2 separate regions of the Homo sapiens genome follow, and region 2 is linked to region 1. A link is an interaction called in ENCODE POLR2A ChIA-PET data of the cell type or tissue named here. Cell type or tissue: GM12878. All regions are shown on one strand.

Region 1 (2,500 bases):
ATGCCCCAGCCAGGCATGGGGGAGAGGCTGACCCCAAAAGAGAAAGTGGTTGTGTGAGATTTCAAGGAAGATGTCAGCGGGCTGCATCCCAGGGCCTCTAGACAAAAGGAAGGGCCCAGCCAGGCATGGTGGCTCGTGCCTGTAATCCCAGCACTTTGGGAGGCCGAGGCAGGCAGATCACCTGAGGCTAGGTGTTCTGGTCCAGCCTGGCCAACATGACAAAACCCCATCTCTACTAAAAATACAAAAAATAAGCTGGGCGCGGTGGCTCTCCCCTGTAATCCCAGCCAAGGTGGGCGGATCAACTTGAGGCCAGCCTGACCAACGTGGCAAAACTCCATCTCTACTAAAAATACAAAAATTAGCTGAGCGTGGTGGCACGCACCTGTCATCCCAGTTACTCAGGAGGCTGAGGCGTGAGAATGGCTTGAGCCTGGGAGACAGAGGTTGCAGTGAGCTGAGATTGCATCATTGCACTCTAGCCTGGGTGACAGAGTGAAATGGAGGGAGGAAAAAAAAAAAAAAGGAAGGTCCCGTCCAGGGAGCCAGCCTAGGATGGGGAAGGCTCACCAGAAGTGGATGCAAAGAGTGCTGGAGATGAGCTCATTCTATTTGCCTAGGAAAGAAAAACGTCCAGAAACCTGGCCTTCCTCCTCTTGGCCGAGGCCCTCCAGGAAAGCCAGGCAGACCCTGCTCCTGCTCTGACCCCCTGGAGAAGTGATATGTAGAAAAGAGGAGATGGGCTTTGGCCCAGAGGACAGCAGCGTTAGGCTAGTGAGCAGTTCCCAGTCGGTTCAAGGTTGCTAGGCTCAGCGAACTGCAAGTCCCTGTTCGACAAGTTTCTTCCTAAAGGTCCCCAGTTCCTCATGATTCTTCTGAGGGTCTCATCCACCCTCCCAGGGCCTGCAGTCAGCTAGCCACCCCACTGCCCCATGCCTGCAGTGAACACATTTACCACAACCTGGAAATGGCTGGTGACAGAAAAGTCCTCACGGCCACAACACTCTCTGCGGTGGGAATTCAGGTGCCTTGCCTGATGGTGACAAAGCTGGTTTTGCATAAACAGCTCTCTGAATCACACCCAAATGTGGCTTCTGACTTGAGTGGACCCCCATGAAGAGCTGCAGAGGGGGCTGGGAAAAGACAAGAGAATGGAGAAAATGAGGAGAAAGGAAACTACAGAGTGAGATAGAGAACAGATCTGACAGGTGTGACCACAGCAGTGTGACATTTATGAACAGTGTGGAAACAACGGCAAAGCCCCTAAATTAAAAACTTCCTGGGGAAATAAGCCACTCCACATATCGGTTGCTGAGGAAAGAGTGGAGGAGGCTGTTGACCCGTGTGTGTCCCCATGACTCAAAGAGGGAAAAGTCTAGCTGTTTCCAATATCCCGAAATCAGTCTTGCTGGGAGAACTGGGAAAATAAAAAAGAGATGACCCCCGTAGGAAGCTACCTTTAATCCCAAGTGCCCAAGGCTAGGAGAGAAGATGCTCCAGGCGATCCAGGACACCAGTGACTGACACAGCCAGAGGTGGGAAAGGGGAGGATAAAGATGGCACAAAAGTGAGGAGTGAGCAAGGGTCTGAGAGGGAAGGCCATGTGGGCAGTAGGTGGCACCCACATCAGAGACTGACATGAGGATTAAAGGAGAGCATAGGTGATCGGTCAGAGTGTGACAGAAGAGAGGCAGCTCTACACCCCTTGCTTGCAATTCTGAGCATTCTGTAGCAAACTCGTTTGGCCATCAAACCAGACCTCAATTGAGACAAGGCTATTTAAGCTTCCTCCCAGTTGGTGTAAATATTCAATAGTTTTGCTGCAGAAATGTTGCGTTTGATTATGAGACTACCCCAACTCCCCAAGGGTGTTTTGTGGTGCTGGTTTCTGTATAAACCTGAAAAATTCTGAATTCCAAAACTTATCTGACCCCCAAAGTTTCAGATAAGAGCTTGTGGACCTGTGCTCAATTCTGGTTCTCCTTCCTTCTTTCAACTGTTGTCTGTGAAAGGAGGGATGCAGGTATGGGAGACAGGAGTCCTGCGAATTCGTCTGTAAACTGTGGACGGGGGGGTGGGTGGGGGGGGGTAACGTGGGCACCTTTGTGCACAAGTGCATGAATAGGAGGGGTGAGCAACTGTGTGTCCATCACCTTTTTGTCAAAGAAGCAGGAGTCAGTGGGCTACGTGCTTCATGAGCAGGAGAGGCGGAAACTAAGGAAGGCTCATGTGTTGGAGGAAGCATGTTTGAAGAGCAGCAGGTCTCACAGAGTTTGCTCTTTAATACTCTCCCCAGCACACGGAAGGGGAAGGGGGTGGAGGTTGCTGCTATGAGAGAGAAAAAAAAAACAGCCACAATAGAGATTCTGCCTTCAAAGGTTGGCTTGCCACCTGAAGCAGCCACTGCCCAGGGGGTGCAAAGAAGAGACAGCAGCGCCCAGCTTGGAGGTGCTAACTCCAGAGGCCAGCATCAGCAACTGGGCACAGAAAGGAGCCGCCT
Region 2 (2,500 bases), 420 kb after region 1:
TCAACCCCTTCACATCCACAGATTTTGCAAACCCCCTCATCCTGCCTGGCTCTAGTGGGCCGGGCTCCACAAGCGCAGCAGCCGACCCCCCTCCTGAGGACTGTGTGACCACCATTGTCTCCATGGGCTTCTCCCGGGACCAGGCCTTGAAAGCGCTGCGGGCCACGGTATGGGCTGCCCCAGCTAAGGACATGGGGCCAGTGGGGAAGAAGGGGGTGGGAATGAGGGGCCATCCTTCTTGAGCAAGACCAAAGACAACAGGTGTGGTCTGGCCGAGGTTGGGCACCACTCTTTTGTGGCTGCGATGAAGGAGCTGAAGCCTGCGTTCACTGCTGGGTTTTTTGCCCCAGAACTTGTTAAAAATGTAATGCTTCTGTTTGGCCGGGCGCGGTGGCTCACGCCTGTAATCCCAGCACTTTGGGAGGGTGAGGTGGGCGGATCACGCGGTCAGCAGATCAAGACCATCCTGGCTAACACGGTGAAACCCCGTCTCTACGAAAAATACAAAAAATTAACCAAGCGTGGTGGTGGGCGTCTGTAGTCCCAGCTACTTGGGAGGCTGAGGCAGGAGAAAGGCGTGAACCCGGGAGGCGGAGCTTGCAGTGAGCCGAGATCGCGCCACTGCACTCCAGCCTGGGCGACAGAGCAAGACTCCGTCTCAAGAAAAAAAGTAATGCTTCCTTCCTCTCCAAGAACAATAGTTTAGAACGGGCTGTGGACTGGATCTTCAGTCACATTGACGACCTGGATGCTGAAGCTGCCATGGACATCTCAGAGGGCCGCTCAGCTGCCGACTCCATCTCTGAGTCTGTGCCAGTGGGACCTAAAGTCCGGGATGGTCCTGGAAGTGAGTATCCCCAGGAAGCAGGACAGGCCTGGTGGAATCTGGTCAGTCTACTACACCAGATCCCTCATTCAGGCAGCTCTGCCCTCCTCAGGAGTCAGGGGCTTCTTTCCACCTCAACGTGGCATCTGAGGGTGGGGTTCTCTGACATGGAGACAGGCTCTGGCCCAGTACCTGCCTCACATTCCCTGAAACTCCTGTCCTGAGTCTGAGCTGTTGTCTGGATCTTTGGGCCATCACTCAAGCATTCCTCTTCTGTTTCCTTCTCTGACCCCCTCTCTCCTTTCCTAGAGTATCAGCTCTTTGCCTTCATTAGTCACATGGGCACCTCTACCATGTGTGGTCACTACGTCTGCCACATCAAGAAAGAAGGCAGGTGAGTGCTGGCCACATGCGTTTTGAATGGAGAATGGTGGTGGGAATGAGGAGGGCCATTTGGAAGTCCTTGGGATAGCTATGGGAGAAGGTGAAGGGACTGCCTGATGGGGACATAAAGTGCCAGAGAGTGACAGAAGGTCTTGCAGCAGTGATTGGCCCAAGGGTTGGATCTGGCCACCAGCTTTTTTTTTAAATAGAGATGGGATCTCACTATGTTGCCCAGGCTGGTCTTGAACTCCTGAGCTCAAGTGATCCTTCTGCCTCGGCCTCCCAAAGTGCTAGGATTACAGGCATGAGCTACCGTGCCTGGCCAGGCCCCCTGCCTTTGTAAATAAATTTTCACTGGAACCTGGACACACTTGTTTATGTGTTGTTTGTGCCTGTTTTCACGCTGCGGCAGGAAAGTTGAGTCGTTGTGTCAGAGACCAGAGAGAGAGCCTGCAGAACCTCAAATACTATCTGGCCCTTGCCAGAAAAAGTTTACCAACCCCCTGCCTCCCTGGAATGGGTGGAGGGTGGTTGTAAAGGTACTGGAGGATCTGAAGACATAATAGGGTCCGTGACCCTTGTGAGGTTGTGAAGCTCCCTTAAGGCACATGGTGGCTGGGCTGTGGATTTGGGGTATGGGCAGAGAGTGTGGAGAGCACTTCCAGGGGCCATGTCTGAGAGACTACATGATGCCACTTTGAATGCCCAGTTTGTTCATCCTTTTCTGTTTTCCCCACTTCCCCAGATGGGTGATCTACAATGACCAGAAAGTGTGTGCCTCCGAGAAGCCGCCCAAGGACCTGGGCTACATCTACTTCTACCAGAGAGTGGCCAGCTAAGAGCCTGCCTCACCCCTTACCAATGAGGGCAGGGGAAGACCACCTGGCATGAGGGAGAGGGGCTGAGGGATGGACTTCAGCCCCTCTGCTCTGTACCCTTTTTCCTTTTGTCCCCGGCAGCAGGGAAGAAGCTGGAGGCCGTGGGAGAATGGCTGGGCAGAGCAGAGGGGCAGCGATAGACTCTGGGGATGGAGCAGGACGGGGACGGGAGGGGCCGGCCACCTGTCTGTAAGGAGACTTTGTTGCTTCCCCTGCCCCCGGAATCCACAGTGCTCTGCTTCTCTGTGTCGCCCCGCCCAGCCCCCTGGTGTGGAGGGAGGGGTCTCGTTTGTGCGCGTGGGTGTAGCTTTGTGCATCCTCTCCCAGTGGAGCGATCACCTGTGCCTCCCCTCCCCCTTTGTTTGCCCCTGTGTGGTTGGTCAAGGAGGGATGTGAGGGAAATAGGGACCCC

Evidence for each region. Peaks named below come from ENCODE experiments on the same cell type or tissue, not always from the same donor. Only the 100,000 strongest peaks of a DNase experiment are listed, where the experiment ranks them.
Region 2: POLR2A ChIA-PET joins it to region 1 with 5 read pairs; 3 of 35 experiments call an interaction of 5 or more read pairs at or near these places.

Annotation. Positions count from the first base shown.
Region 1 is chr12:6,442,585-6,445,084 of GRCh38, forward strand. It overlaps CD27 (CD27 molecule), which reads left to right and starts at 2,371. Exons shown (of 6, transcript NM_001242.5): 1 at 2,371-2,500. It overlaps CD27-AS1 (CD27 antisense RNA 1), which reads right to left. Exons shown (of 6, transcript NR_015382.2): 5 at 962-1,133. RefSeq lists silencers at 153-292, 393-472 and enhancers at 1,463-1,532, 1,553-1,602. In GM12878, no CTCF peak of the experiment used is centred here; a DNase peak (open chromatin) is centred at 1,064; H3K4me3 peaks cover 2,311 bases; H3K27ac peaks cover 2,500 bases.
Region 2 is chr12:6,864,029-6,866,528 of GRCh38, forward strand. It overlaps USP5 (ubiquitin specific peptidase 5), which reads left to right. Exons shown (of 20, transcript NM_001098536.2): 17 at 22-167; 18 at 694-847; 19 at 1,136-1,220; 20 at 1,956-2,500. The coding sequence ends at 2,049. Among named protein-coding and RNA genes, the nearest start is that of TPI1, 2.3 kb to the right of the region's middle. RefSeq lists enhancers at 1,756-2,418, 2,419-2,500. In GM12878, no CTCF peak of the experiment used is centred here; no DNase peak of the experiment used is centred here.